2 separate regions of the Homo sapiens genome follow, and region 2 is linked to region 1. Evidence: read pairs that join two places in POLR2A ChIA-PET (ENCODE). Cell type or tissue: GM12878. All regions are shown on one strand.

Region 1 (8,000 bases):
TGGGCCACACCTGATAGTCTAACAGTGTGGCACATTATTGAACGTGAGGATGGTCTTTGGGACCCCCAAACTCTGTGATTCATGTCAGAAGGGAAGGCAGTTGGTGGACTGTTCCCAAACCTTACACAGATATTATAGATTTGATAGGTAAAACAGATCATATAATGGTAAGTGGTTTAAAAAAACAAACAAAAAAAGGATGCAGAGAGGCTGTTCAATGACAAGCCTTTGAGAAATTTAATGGAATGCAAGAGGAAAAGGAACACGTACAAGAAACAGACATAGCAGTCAAGGAGGTAGGAGAGCAACCAAGATATGTGTTCATTTTGACCTAGAGTGGACTGAGATGGCAGCCGTGGTGTTATTCTGAATGACACATTCCTGAACACATTCAGTTGTGTAACCCAAAGTTTATATTGTTTGAATATAGATGGGCAGTCATACTTGCAGTCATTCCAGATGTCAGTGGCTCTTGTCCTCACTTGTCAGCCCCTGCATAATCTGCCCTTTTGGATCTGGAAGTCGCCAGAGGGAGCGCAGGATCCAGACCGGAGTCCCCATGTGTGATCTGTTGTGATCCTCCTTCCTGCTCCTGGCCTGCTCCTGCTGGTGCTGCCATTACCCACTAAGAGAATGCTGTGGCGTTCTGCCACAAGGCTGTCCCCACTGTACTCAGTGCCAGAGCACAGTTGTGTGGCATGGCAGTGGTGAGAGACCAGTTCATATGTCTGCAACAGCCCCATGCCATCACGCCACAGCGTGCCCACCACCCCTATAGCCAGTGGCCTCACCCACTGGTCCCTGGAGTCCAGTTTAATTTTTTAAAAATTTGTAAAAAGAGTTATAAAAGAACTTCTAGTCAAAAAGACCAAAGCCCATGCCATCATCACACTCCTCAGATTCTTCTTTGTTTTTCCTTTTCTTTATCTTTTTCTTTTCGGAGACCGAGTCTGGCTCTGTCACCCAGTCACTGCAACCTCCGCCTCCCAGGTTCAAGTGATTCTTGTGCCTCAGCCTCCTGAGCAGCTGGGATTACAGGCATCCGCCAGCCCACCCATCTAATTTTTGTATTTTTGGTGGAGACTGTGCTTTGCCATTTTGGCCAGGCTGGTCTAGAACTCCTGGCTTCAAGTGATCTGCCCACCTCAGCCTCCCAAAGTGCTGGGATTACAGGTGTGAGCCACTGCATCCGGCCGAGATTCTTTTTTCTTTGCTTACACTTCCTTCTCCTCAGCTGGAGCAGCTGCTCTGGACAGGGCAGGACCTACTGTTGATGCAGCAGCAGCTGCTGGAGCAGGTCCACCAACCCCTACATTAGGATGAGTCTCTCGATGTCACCATAGGCCAGGGCCTTTGCCAACAAACCAGGCCGAAAAGGTTCAACATTTACACCACCTACTTTAATTAGGGCCTTGATTTATCCTCTGTGACGGTCACCTCGTTCATAGTGAAGAATGAGGGTGGAGTAGATGCAGGCGAATTCAGGGGCTGTGGTGCGGGCGAGTGGCGGGGCTGGTGCTGCTGTTGGATGCAGTGCAAGTTGCTGGATGAAGTGAGGGCCTCTCCCCAGTGTGACTGTAGCTTTCCCAGAAGTACTGAGCCCCTTGGCAGCAGCTGAGGAAAGGGCTGGAGTCTGGGTTTAGAAAGTGTCGACAATTAACATGGTGGCTTCTTCTTAGCTCATTCTCTGTCCCTTCCTCCCTCCACCCCCTTTAGGCTCACTGTAGCATAAGGGTTTTTTTCCTTTTATGCTCCCAGCTAAAAGCTGGAACACTCTTGCAAGTCTTTTTGTTAGTTGGGGCTATCCACCAATTCTCTTTAAGGGCCCAGGCATGTTTGATTCTTATTTGGGATCTAAGGTAGTATTCTAAAAACATTTACAAACAGAACCTGTTACGAGTAATATCTTTTCTCTTTTATTTCCCATTTGGTGCTAATTTAAAAATGGACTGTATTCTTAGAGTTCTTTATTCAGATTTCACTCCTTAACATTGATGTTCTGGATTCAGTAGAATTGTTAAAATTTTTTCCTCTTTGTTTTGGATCCTGTTTTAACCTGGAATTGAAAAGAGTGAAATGAAGTAATGGAGTTCCAGATTTTGTTGGGGATTTTTTGTCTGGTTTATGTTGACTAGGAAGCAGTAATTGAAAACATGCTATTTTTTCCCTCATACATTTTAAAAAATTGAGATATAATTTGCAAACATAACATTCTCTGCTTTAAAGGGTACAATTGTGTGGTTTTCAGTATATTCACATAATTTTGCAACTCACCACTTTAAAATTCCAGAACATTTTCATCATTCTCCAGAAGAAATGACTGTCCATTGACAGCCAGTCCCTATTCTCCTCCCCTCTACAACCCTTAGCAATCACTAAGCTACTTTTTGTCTCTATTCTGGACATTTTCATATAAACAAACACAATACATCACTTTTTGTGTTTGGCTTCTTTTACTTATAATGTTTTAAAGATTCATTCTTGTTATACCATGTATTTTATTCATTCATTTCATGATTAATATTTCATTTTCTGGATGTATCACAGCAGTTCATATACATTTGGGTTGTTATCACTTTTGGCTATTGAGAATATGCTGCTGTGAACATTTGTATATGAGTTAAAGTGTACATTTGTTTTCATTTCTTTGGTATGTATCTAGGAGTGGAAGTGCTGGGTCATATGGTAATCACTTAAGGAGCTGTCAGATTATTTCCCCAGATGGCTGTGTCACTGTATATTCCCACCAGCAATCCTATCTTGGTTATAATTTACTCACCTTTGTCCCTTTTATGTTTATTTTTCTTGTGACTTACTTGCTTCTGTAATTCTATTATAATGAATGAGTTTTACCTATTTTTTTAAAAAACCTTTGATTGATCCTGTCAATGGCCTCTTCAGCTCTGCTTACTACACCACGCATATTCACCATGAGACTTTAAACCTGAACGTCTGGTCAGACACCCACACCAAAATCCTTCCCTTGGACAATAGTAATTTTGCCTGTGTTGGTAACACACTGAGATGGTGGTGGTCTTTCCAAGGCTATATGGTCTGAGGTATAAAAAAAGAGTTTTCAAGACGGAAGGATTTAATAATAGCATTTAGTTTAAGCTAAATTTCAGTTTCAGGAAGGTAAAAGCTGACAGGAACAGTGAACTACCTGTGGGGAATTCTCTAGAGACTCATGTGTGGGGCCAGTGATGAGTCAGGCAGATGTCAAGGTGAGGATATATTAGCAAAGCATAGCAGATTATTCGGTGAAATTTAGCAATGAAATGATTGTAGCTTCTAGGGAGTGGGGTCAGATTTGTGCAAGAAAAAGCATTTATTTTAGTGTGACATATCTGGGCATATTTCTAGGCAGAAGAGATAAGGTTTGAGTAGAGTTGAAAGGCCAGCAACAAAGGAATTAAATGAGTGATTTTTGGAGCTAGTTGATCAGTCTTTTAAAGATTGAAGGCACATCTTACCTGCAGAACCGAGGAGGAGGTTTTGCATAGCTGTTGTGGTGAGCAGAATAAAGACCGTTGTGATTATTGTTGTATAATAAATTATCCTCAAACTTAGCCTTAAACCCCTTTTTAATTTTGTTCATGATTTTATGTATCAAGAATTTAGAAAAGACAAAGCTGGGATGGCTTGCCCATTGCTTCACGGTATCTGGGGCCTCAACTGAGACATCTCAAGGGCTTGATGTGGCTTCATGGCTGGGGACTAGAATTAACTGAAAGCTTACATCTGGCCCCTGGGCTAGAAAGATAAACAACTAGGACAGCCTTATGGAGCACCTATCCATGCCCTTTGCATATGGCTTGGCTTTCTCAGAGCATGGTGGCCTCAGAGCAGTCATACTTCCTACCTGGCAACTTAGAGTTCCCAAAGGTAACACACACCTTCCAGAGTGGAAGCTGTGTTCCTTTTATGACCTAGCCTCAAAAGTCACACAGTCTCATCCACTATATTCTTTTTGGTTAGAAGCACATCAGACGCTCATTCAGTTTCATGATTAGAGTCCATTTCTTGATAGTAGAACATCAGAGTAGAAGGGATAGTAGAAGAGCAGGTAGTTGGGGAGATACTGTTTCGGCCTTTGTTGAAGAACACAGTCCGTCAGAATACAGCAACAAGAAATCAATAAAGCAGCCATAGAGAATGAAATGATTTCCTTTGCAGCAACATGGATGAAGCTGGAGGCCATTATTTTAAGTGAAAAAACTTAGAAACTGAAAATCAGCTACTGCATGTTCTTTCTTGTAAGTGGGAACTAAACAATGGGCACACATGGACTTAAAGATGGAAACAATAGACACTGAGGACTCCAAAAGGGGCAAAGTTGGGAGGGTGGTGTGGCTTGATAATTACCTATTGGGTATAATGGTCACTATTTGGTTGATGGGTATACCGGAAGCCCAAACCCCACCATTGTGTAATATATACACATAACAAACCTGCACATGTACTCCCTGAATCTAAAATAAAATTTAAAAAGTAAAAACCTATAAGCAAGGGCATTCTTCCTACTGTCAAATGATACAACATTCATAGAAATAGAGATTTGTGTAGTTTGAAAATACCTTATATAAATCAAGATGAAACCTTTATTTTGCAGACATTAAACCTAAAGTTGACTGATAAAGACATATTCGTCCCATAGCCCAGAACATTCTAGGGGAATAAAATCTATAAAAAGATGCAGACTTCCAAATATATGTAGTTATAGTTATGTAGGTACAGTAAACTAACCCCCTTTTTTAGGACATGTATTTATCTAATTCTCTTTTTGTCTGGCATGGATTATAAGCCTTCTAAGCCTAGAGTCTACTAAGTATGTCTAAATTGCTATGTTGGGTGCCTAACAAAGGAGTATGTACAAGTTGGTGCATGAGTTAGACTTTTTGATGGTGATTAAACTGGAAAGCATGAATTATTCTTGGATTATAAAACTAGGTGGGGCTTTCGAGTGAGGCTCAAAAATCAGTTTTGTTTTCCACATAGAGACCTTTTACTTATTCTTTTTGTAGTCAGTTTGTCTCTAAGACCTTTTTTCTCTTTCTCATTTTTTAGAATAATTAAGAATTTCATTAGAGTAGTTTAGAATTTAGATTATTTACAGTGTATTATTATTATTATTTTTTGACAAGAGAACGTAACATACACCTGGGAACATGTCTTCAGTTATGAGTCAGACATGGATATGTGCTATAATATATACCCTTGCACTCCATGAACAGCAGGAGCCTGAAATAGGTCCTAACCTTTGGAAGGAACTTAATTTTTTAGTTATATTTTGAGGTTGGAATGTGGATAATTAGGGCTTTTAGTTTTAAACAGCCAGAGAGCTGTTTTCTGAGTTATTTTAATTGTTAAATTTTTTTAGTTACTAAGAATTTTTTCTTTTAGATATAAATCTTATTTCTTTTTCTCTTTTTTTAATTTTTTCTTTTAAAAGAAATCTCATGTCTTAAGTGGATTCTGATTTCTGAATTCTACTTTGACTCAGCTAAGACTTTCTCATTCTAAGATCAGTTATGTTTCTTCAGTTCATAATTCAATATATTATACATTTATTTATCTGAAACATAATTAAGAACCGAGAAATGAGCCCAAAGTTTTTGAACAGATACAAACAATGTCCAAGTTCACGTACTAAAGTTCATGTACTCAAGCTCATGTTCTTTATTCTGGAGGAAAGTCCTTTTAATGATCTCATAGAATGTCTACTCCTCCTTTGCCCATGAAACAAGGAGAAGGTTAAGAATAAGAAGGAATTAGAAATAATATATAAAAACTATCATAAAGTCCCAATAAACATTGCAGCCTAGATAAAGTGGTAAAATTCTTAGATGGAAAGACCACATGACTTATTAGGGGATAACCAGATTGTTATTAAGTATTTTTGCAGCAAAATGTTAGGCCAGAAGACACTAGAGAAGTACATTTAACATACTCAAGGAAAGAAAATGTCAGTCAAATATTTTACATCCAGCCAAACTGACCTTCATTATACAAATCTCATACAAACTGTTATATACATTTAAGCACTGAGGGAATATTGTTCTTTTGAACACTGAAGTTAAAAGCTTCTAGCAACCTAAATCAAGGAAGAGGCCTGTATAGACATACAGACTGCTTTCATTAAAATACAAAGTATACCTGAAAAATCAAATCTGTAGCATTCCTCTGGGACACTTAGCTTATAGAATACTATTAAGCGTCTTAACTAGACAGTTAAATGGACTTGAAAGATCGTGTATTTGGTTTCCATAGAAATTTAAGGGTAAATTTTATAACAACATATATTTTGTAACAGTGGTTTGGATTATTCTGTCAAGGTATCCTAAAGAGAGAAATAGCTGTGTCTGGCATTATGTATGTAAGAAATAAAGGAAAAATATTAGTAATAGACCAGGTGTGGTGGCTCACTCCTATAATCCCAGCACTTTGAGAGGCCAAGGTGGGCAGATCATTTGAGGTCAGGAGTTCGAGACCAGCCTGACCAACATAGTAAAACCCCGTCTCTACTAAAAATACAAAAAAAATTAGCCAGGTGTGGTGGCACATTCCTGTACTCCCAGCTACTCCGGAGGCTGAGGCAGGAGAATGGCTTGAACCTGGGAGGCGGAGGTTGCAGTGAGCTGGGATCATGCCACTACACTCCAGCCTGCACAACAGAGAGACTCCATCTCAAAAAAAAAAAAAAAAAAAAATTGGTAATAGTGTACGTTAACTCTTTTTAGTTATGGAATCTGAGATTTACAGGGTATCAGTATACTTAAAATACATTCAGCGAAGTTGAACACTTAGTTGTATTTGTGTGTATGAGAAAAAACAGCTTGTTTCCCAAATTACAGAGTCAAGTAAATCTCTAGACATGGCCTCTTAAAAACAGCCACGCAGGGCGTGGTGGCTCACACCTGTAACCCTAGCAGTTTGGGAGGCCAAGGTGGGCAGATCATTTGAGGTCAGGAATTGTAGACCAGCCTGACTAACATGGTGAAAACCCCATCTTTACTAAAAATACAAAAAAATTAGCCAGGTGTGGTGGCACATGCCTGTACTCCTAGCTACTCTGGAGGCTGAGGCAGGATAATGGCTTGAACCTAGGAGGTGGAGATTGCAGTGATCTGGGATCATGCCACTGCACTCCAGCCTGGGCAACAGAGTGAGACTCTGTCTCAAAAAAACAAAAATAGACAAACAAACAAACAAAAAAAACCCGCTAGCCATTTACGATCTGATATGTTAACCATTGTGCAGTTGTAGGATTCCTGCTGATCCCCAAGTGCATTTAAAATTGTGTTCTAAAGTACTCTTGGTATTGAGACATGGTTCTGGAGTGTTCTAGACTAGAATGTAGATTAGGATTTTAGTTATTGGCTTGTATAGTAATGTGACTTTGCATTGTGAGCTCTTATTCTCTAGGGTTTTTTCTGAAAAATCAGTATCAGTATATTGAAGAAAATTTTTTACACAGCTACAAACTTATAGCACTAAAATGACAAAAAAAGATGATTAGTCATAAAAACATAAGAGATCCTTATTTGTATTTAAATAATTTTCTTTGTCTAGAATTTGATTCCAGCTTTGTAAATGTATGGAGCTTTTAGTGAACTTTAACTTCATAAATGTTTGTGGATCCCGTGATAGCTTGGCTCAGGATCTTGTAAATACTATCACAGCTCAGTCTTTCTTACTAGTTTGCCTTGAGTACTACACATTTTAATTTTACATTGTAATAGAAATATGATTTTTTTTTCCCCTATACAGTTGTCTTCGTAGTGTTTTATATGATACTACTTGGGATATATTTAGATTAGTAGTTTACTTTCCCTCCTTCTGGTCATAAGAGATAAGGGGAAATCTTCTAATAAATACTTTGTTAATTTTTTCCTTACAAGTAACAAAGTCAAAACTTGCCAGGCACTGTGGCTCACGCCTGTAATCCCAGCACTTTGGGAGGCCAAGGCAGGTGGATTGCTTGAGGCTAGGAGTTTGAG
Region 2 (8,000 bases), 97 kb before region 1:
TCTCCTACCTCAGCCTCCCAAGTAGCTGGGATTGCAGGCATGTGCCACCACACCTGGCAAATTTTTATATTTTTAACAGAGACGGGGTTTTGTCATTTGGCCAAGCTGGTCTTGAACTCCTGACCTCAAGTGATCTCCCCTCCTCAGCCTCCCAAAGTGTGGGGATTACAGGCGTGAGCCACTGCACCCAGCCATTTCCTAGTTATTTAAGAATATATTTTACATGTATATACACATGTATATGTACCTGTGAAATATCTATAACAATGATAGTATATTCTGGGTATTCTACAAGCTACTTTGTGAGAGTTATGTTTTGGATATGTTTATCAGTACATGTGGATCTTCTGCATCCTTTTCTTCTTTTTTTTTTTTTTTTTTTTTTTTTAGACGGAGTCTCGCTCTGTCGCCCAGGCTGGAGTGCAGTGGTGGGATCTCGGCTCACTGCAAGCTCCGCCTCCCGGGTTCACGCCATTCTCCTGCCTCAGCCTCCCAAGTAGCTGGGACTACAGGCGCCCGCCACTACGCCCGGCTAATTTTTTGTATTTTTAGTAGAGACGGGGTTTCACCGTTTTAGCCGGGATGGTCTCGATCTCCTGACCTCGTGATCCGCCCGCCTCGGCCTCCCAAAGTGCTGGGATTACAGGCGTGAGCCACCGCGCCCGGCCTGCATCCTTTTCAAATGCTGTATATTATGAATGTACCATAGTTCATCTGACAGTTGCACGGCTATTCATTACTTGCTGTTGCATACAGCAATGTGACAAACATCTTTGTGTGATTCTCCTAGGCCACGTGTAAATGTCTTTCTAGGGTAGATTTGGGAGAGGAATTGCTGGAGCATACATAGCCAGCATTCTTCATATTTAAATCAATAAGTAGAATAGTGTTTGGCATGATTGACTAATTGTTTGTAAAATGAATTATGCATTTGCAATATTGTCATTTTAGTTAGGGAGTGCCAGTGTAAGTAAAACCAGTGATCTCAATACTGGCTGTGCATCAGAATTGCTTATGGAACTTTTTAGGTGTTACCACCCCCAGAGAGTGATTTCGTTGGTCTGTAAATCAGTACAGCTGTCCTTTAGCATGAAGAGTAAAATTAAATACAGAGGATGCATTCTGAGACTGTCTTAGAATGCCCAAATTACCCAGCGCTTAACTTAAATGTAGTTTACCTCATAAACTACGGTCAAATATAGCAAAAAATTTTGATCTTCTTTATGGACAGTTAATATGTTAATGACTTTTACCCTCCAAACACTTAGCATAGTAAATCTAATAAATAATTGTTTTAAGATTAGCAGAGAGGACAAAAGAAATTATTTGTAGAGGGATGGAGCAGCAAGATTATAAACTTGAAGTCTGAATACGACTGGATTTGTAGGTTTGCATCATAGCTTTTACAAATATTATGAATGTAAAGGAATGTCATTGAAAAATTTGAGGACATTTGAAAGTGGAGATGCATAGAACATAGTGGCTTAGAACCCAAACCCTATGTACAGACTGTCTTGGTACAGATTTTCCCTCTACCACAGTGGCTCTGTGATCTTTGACAAATTGCTTAGCCTTTTTGTACCTCAGTTTTCCTGTAAAATGAAGATAATGCGATAGTATTTATCTTACAGGGATATGGGAGTATCAACAGAATTATTATATGTAAAGCAAATAGATGCATGTCTGATACATTGTAACTGGTGTAAAATGCTTGTTGTTTCTGTTTCTACTTTGTATTAGGCAGTTCTTGCATTGCTATAACGGAATACCTGAGGCTGGGTAATTTTTAAAGAAAAGAGGTTTAATTGGCTCGCGGTTCTGCAGGCTTTACAAGCATGGGTCCAGCATCTGCTTCTGGTGAGGCCACAGGAACCTTACAATCATGGTGAAGGCAAAGGGAGAGCAGGTGGTTAGATGGGTTGCGTGGTAAGAGCTGGAGCAAGAGAGAGCGGGAGTAAGTGCCAGATACTTTTAAACAATCAGATCTCATGTGAACTCACTTGTCACCAAGGGAACAATGCTAAGCCATTCATGCGGGATCCATCCCAGTCCCCGTGATCCAAACACCTCCCAGCAGGCCCCACCTCCAAAACTGGGGATTACATTTCAGCAGGAGATTTGAAGTGGACAAATATCTAAACCACATATAATTTATTTGAAATACAATTATTATCCTGATATTTTAATGTCAAGCACTGTTTCATGCTTAAAATGCTGTTTCTTTTTTCTTTTCCTTTTCCTTTTTTTTTTTTTTTTTTTTTTGGAGACGGGGTCTCACTCTGTTGCCCAGTTTAGAGTGCAGTGGTACGATGTTGGCTTGCTGTAACCTCTGCCTTCCAGCTCATTCAATCCTCCCACCTCAGCCTCCCGAGTAGCTGGGATTATAGGCGTGCATCACCACACCCAGCTAATTTTTGATTTTTTTGTAGAGATAGGGTTTCGCTATGTTGCCCAGGCTGGTCTGGAACTCCTGGGCTCAAGCAATCCTCCTGCCTCGGGCTTCCAAAGTGCTGGGATTACAGGCTGGAGCCACAGCACCTGGCCAAAATACTGTTTCAGTGTGATTGGAAACCAGCAACTCAGTACATGGCCAAAGCTGATAAAAATGAAGAACTTGGATCCTGGAATATTGACTCAGGGTAACTTTATTATAACAAAGCTAAGACTCTTGTATGTCCTTGCTGTGTTTAAGACCCTGTATGTTGATTCTTGCTTATTAAATTGAAGAACGAGTTTAGATTTTTAGTTGGTGCCTATGTGGGAAACCTCACAAACAGCAAGACAGGAATAAAGTAGACCCAGCCCATTTGGCTGAAGTGTTTGTGGTACTTCATAATATTGTATAAAGCACCAAAGTCTTGAAAGTAGATTTTACTATTACTTGCTGCAGTGAAAGATATTTTTGTAGAAATAAGGGACTACTGATGCTCGAGGTGAGAATTTTAGGATTTACAAATGAGAGAAGTGATAATTGGCAAAGCTCCTGAGGGGTACTGTGTGGGAGTACAGACACAAAATGAATTGTGGTGAATTGACAAGCCTTATAAATAGCTCCATGAAGTTTAATATTTTTCCCCCAGCATGATATAAGATTTTTTAATTTTGCTTTTAAATCTCAATCACCTGTTGAATCTTTAAATTTGACTGTATAGTTGGTTATGTTTCTGCCATACTTAAAAGTAGGATTTCTTTGTATGGCACAGAAGGTGTTCTGGGAACAGCTCTGCCATTATCTCTGGCTTCATTTCTTACCAGTACCTGCTTAAGTCATGCCAGCCACCAAAACCACTAAGATGGCGTACACGAGAGGTTCTCTGTAGCTTTGCATGTACCATTTTTTTCTGTTTGGAGTGGGCCCAGTGTTAATTTCTTCACTTGGCAAAGTCATTCTGACCTTTATAACCAAGCCCAAATGACCTTGATGACCACTCCCTTTCCCTGGTCAGATTGATAACTATCTCCTTTCATGCTCGGCAGCACAGCTGTGGATTTAGGCTTTGGTGTTAGACCGCCCCGGTTTCTTATCCTGGCTTAGTTACATACTAGCTCTGCAGTTTTTCTTTAAAAAACAAACAAACAAAAAAAACAAACAAAAAACGCCCAAGTAACTTGTCAGCATTGTAATCATTTTTTGTTTGTTTGTTTGTTTTGAGACAGGGTCCCTGTCTCCCAGCCTGTCTCCCAGGTTGAAGTGCAGTGGCACCATCACGGCTCACTATAGCGTTGACTTTCTGGGCTCAGCCTCCACTTCAGTCTCTTGAGTAGCTGGGACCACAGGCGTACACCACCACTCCTGGCTAGTTTTTTTTTTGTATTTTTTGTAGAAACGGTGTCTCACCATGTTACCTAGGCTGGTCTCGAACTCCTGGGCTCAAACGACTTGCCTGCCTCGGTTTTAATCATTTTAAAGTGTACAATTTAATAGCTTTTAGCATATTCACAATATTTTGAAACTACCACTATTACATAATTCTAGAACATTTTCATCACCTCAAAGAGAACCTCTTTGTGTTAGCAAACACTCCTCATTCCCACCCTGCCCTACCCGCAATCACTAATCTACTTTCTGTGTTGATGGATTTCTCTATTCTGGACAATTTACACACATGAAATCATATAATATTTGTTATGTGCCTGGCTTCTTTCACTTAGCATAATGTTTTCAGCGTTCAGCCATACGGTAGCATGTATTAGTACTCTTTCTTTTACATATGTATATACCACATTTTATTTAACATTCCTCAATTGATGGACATATGAGTTCCCACTTTTTGATTATTATGAGTAATGCTGCTGTGAACATTTGTGTACAAGTTTTTGTGTGAAGAGTAAGAATATATGTTTTATTTCCCTTGGGTATATACCTAGGAGGAGAATTGTTGGGTCATATGGTAACTCTGTAACTCTTGTAAGAATTGCCAGCGTGTTTCCAAAGCTGCACCATTTAACTTTCCCACCAGCCATGCCTGAAGTCTCGAAATTCTCTGTCTCCTCACCAATAATAGGTATTATCTGTCTTTTCGATTATAGCCCTCTTGGTTGTGAAGTGGTATTTCACTGTTACTTTGATTTGCATTTCTGTGTGATGACAAATGATGTGGAGCATCTTTTTGTGTGCTTATTAGCTACTTGTTTTTCTTCTTTTGGCACATGTATATTTAAATCCCTTGCCCACTTTATCATTGGGTTGTTGGGTTTTTAAATTGATTGTTAAGAGTTCTTTATATATTCTGGATGCTAGTTTTTTTTTTTATCAGTTACGTGATTTACAAATATTTTCTCCCATCTTGTGGGTTTTCTTTTTACTTTCTTGATAATGCATTTTATTTTATTTTATAATTTAATGTATTTTATTTTTTGAGACAGAGTCTCACTCTGTTGCCCAGGCTGGAATGCAGTGGCACAATCTCGGCTCACTGCAACCTCCGCTTCCCAGGTTCAAGTGATTCTCATGCCTCAGTCCCCCGAGTAGCTGGGATTACAGATGTTTACCACTAAACCTGGCTAATTTTTGTATTTTTAATAGAGACAGGGTTTTGCCATGTTGGGCAGGCTTGCCTCAAGTGATCCGCCCACCTTGGCCTCCCAATGCACAGAGATTACAGGTATGAGCCTCTGCCCCTGGCCCTTTGATAATGTCTTTTAATGCACAAATGTTTTTAATTTTTATGATGTTAAGTTTATTTATCTATTCTTTTATTCCTTGTGCTTTTCATGTCATACCTAAGAAACTGTAGCCTCTTCTAAGGTTATGAAGATTCATTTCTATGTCTTCTTCTAAGAGTTTAATAGTTTTAGCCTTTATATTTAGCTGTTTGATCCATTTTGAACTGATTTTTGTATATGGTGTGAAGGGGAACTCTGGCTTCATTCTCCTGCATGTGAATATCCAGTTGTCTATCACCATTTGCTGAAGAGAGTATTCTTTTCCCATTAGATGGTCTTGGCACCCTGTTGAAAAATCACTTGATTGTAATGTGAGGGTTTATTTCTGGACTTTCCGTTATCTTTCATTGATTTAAATGTCCACCCTTAGGCCTCTTTCCTCACACTTTTCATTCCTATAGCTTTGTGTAGTCAGTTTTGAAGCCAAAACTGACTACGAAGTGTGAGTCCTCCAACTTTTTCTTTTTTCAAGATTGTTTTGGCTATTCATTGTACCTTGCATTTCTACATGAATTTGATGATCAGCTTGTTTGTGTCTGCAAAAAAGGCAGTTGGAATTTTTATCGGGGGATTATGTTGAATTTGTGGATTAATTTGGGGAATATTGCCATCTTAACAATATTAAATCTTCCCATCCACGAACACAGGATATCTTTCCATTTATTCAGGTCTTTCATTTCTTTCAACAGTGTTCTATAGTTTTCAGTGTACAAGCCTTGTACTTCCTTGGTTGAATTTATTTGTAAATATTTTATTCTTTTTGCTGCTTTTGTAAGTGAAACTGTTTAGCTTTGGGATCTTTTTTTTTTTTTTACCTTAGCAACAGGGTCTCAGTGTGTTGCTGAGGGTGGAGTGCAGTGACTATCCACAGGTGTGATGATAGTGCATTATATCCTTAAACTTCAAGGCTCAAGTGATCCTCCTGCCTCAGTCTCCACGTAGCTAGGACTGCAGGCATGTGCCACTGCAACTGGTGGGTAGCGCTGGAGTCTTGAGCAAATTTAACTTTTAGTTTCTATGCATGTTAAATGGAAATTATTAGGTTGGTGCAAATGTAATTGCGGTTTTTGCAGTTGAAAGTTAGGAGGCCAGGCGTGGTTGCTCATGCTTGTAATCCCAGCACTTTGGGCGGCCGAGGTGGATAGATCACTTGAGGTCAGGAGTTTGAGACCAGCCCAGCTAACATGGTGAAACCCATCTCTACTAAAAATACAAAAATTAGCTGGGCGTGATGGTCAGTGCCTGTAATCCCAGCTACTCGGGAGGCTGAGACAGGAGAATCACTTGAACCTGGGAGGTGGAGGTTGCAGTGAGCTGAGATCGCGCTACTATACTCCAGCCTGGGCGACCTAGAGAGACTCCTGTCTCAGAAAAAGCGGGGGAAAAACCAAACAACAAATACAACAACAAAAAGAAAAAAAAGAAGGAAGAAATGGGTTGAAAGTTAATGTAAGTTGAGAGTTAGGGGCACTAACTCTTATGCCTTATAAACAAGGTTTTTTTTTTTTTTTTTTTTTTTTTTTTTTTTTTTTTTGAGATGGAGTCTTCGCTCTGTCGCCCAGGCTGGAGTGCAGTGGCGCTATCTCGGCTCACTGCAAACTCTGCCTCCTGGGTTCACGCCATTCTCCTGCGTCAGCCTCCTGAGTAGCTGGGACTACAGGTGCCCGCCACCACGCCCGGCTAATTTTTTGTATTTTTAGTAGAGACGGGGTTTCACTGTGTTAGCCTGGATGGTCTTGATCTCCTGACCTCGTGATCCACCCGCCTCGGCCTCCCAAAGTGCTAGGATTACAGGGGTGAGCCACTGTGCCCGGCCCCCCCCCCCTTTTTTTTAATGACTTGTTTTCTTATACATGTAAATAGCCTCCCACAATCATTTTACCACCTCTTAACATAATGAAGTTTGTTTTTGAGATGATTTGAGTGGGTGTTGGCTTACCAAAGAAGTTAGAAATCAGGCATTCATTGCCTTGGTGAATTCACAGTTGTTTGTATGCAAAAATTGCAAATAATAATAAAATAAATAATAACATCTTAATTTTTGACTTTTTTTTTTTTTTGAAGACAGTCTCACTCTGTCACCCAGGATGGCATGCAGTGGTGTGATCTCAGTCTTCGCTCTCACTGCAACCTCTGCCTCCCAGGTTCAAGCGATTCTTGTGCCTCAGCCTCTCCAGTAGCTGGGATGACAGGTGTGCACCACCACACCCGGCTAATTTTTGTATTTTTAGTAGAGATGGAGTTTCACCATATTATCCAGGCTGGTTTCGAACTTCTGACCTGAAGCAATCTGCCCACTTCAGCCTCCCAAAGTACTGGGGTACAGGCGTGAGCCACTGCGCTCAGCTTAATTTTTGACTTTGTACATCCCAATATCAGTGAACCAAGTAGTTTCAGTTGTCTGTTAATATCTGGTATGAAAAAACTGTCTCTTAAGATTATAAAAATACTTATTTTTTCTGAATATTACTCTATGATATAATCTGTAAAATTTATGTATTTTATCAGTAAAATAAATGATATTCATATATTAAGAATAATGCAGGAAAAGCTTTAAAACTTGGCCTCCTGCTGAACACAGCATTGGGTTTCACCTTGAGTTTGGTAACAGCTCACAGTTATCTAAGAACTTGTGTTACTTCTACTGTCTACTTGACAGAGTCAGGGTAAAAGAGGCTTTGTTCTGTTGAGGGGCTGGATTAACTATTAATGATACTTTGTCATAGTGAGAAACCTTTAGATAGTTTTCAGAGATTGGTTTCACCACATTTCATTGCTAACGGGAGTAATTGTGAGGCTAATAAAATTAGAAATTTATTTAATACATTGTTGTA

The links. ChIA-PET counts read pairs that join two places held together with the same protein. Peaks named below come from ENCODE experiments on the same cell type or tissue, not always from the same donor. Only the 100,000 strongest peaks of a DNase experiment are listed, where the experiment ranks them.
Region 2: POLR2A ChIA-PET joins it to region 1 with 6 read pairs; 6 of 35 experiments call an interaction of 5 or more read pairs at or near these places.

What each region holds. Positions count from the first base shown.
Region 1 is chr7:105,182,685-105,190,684 of GRCh38, reverse strand. All of the region lies in intron 3 of SRPK2 (SRSF protein kinase 2), which reads left to right. Among named protein-coding and RNA genes, the nearest start is that of KMT2E, 170 kb to the right of the region's middle. In GM12878, no CTCF peak of the experiment used is centred here; a DNase peak (open chromatin) is centred at 3,164; H3K4me3 peaks cover 681 bases; H3K27ac peaks cover 631 bases.
Region 2 is chr7:105,279,648-105,287,647 of GRCh38, reverse strand. The region is part of intron 2 of SRPK2 (SRSF protein kinase 2); the gene reads left to right. Among named protein-coding and RNA genes, the nearest start is that of SRPK2, 110 kb to the left of the region's middle. In GM12878, no CTCF peak of the experiment used is centred here; no DNase peak of the experiment used is centred here; H3K27ac peaks cover 199 bases.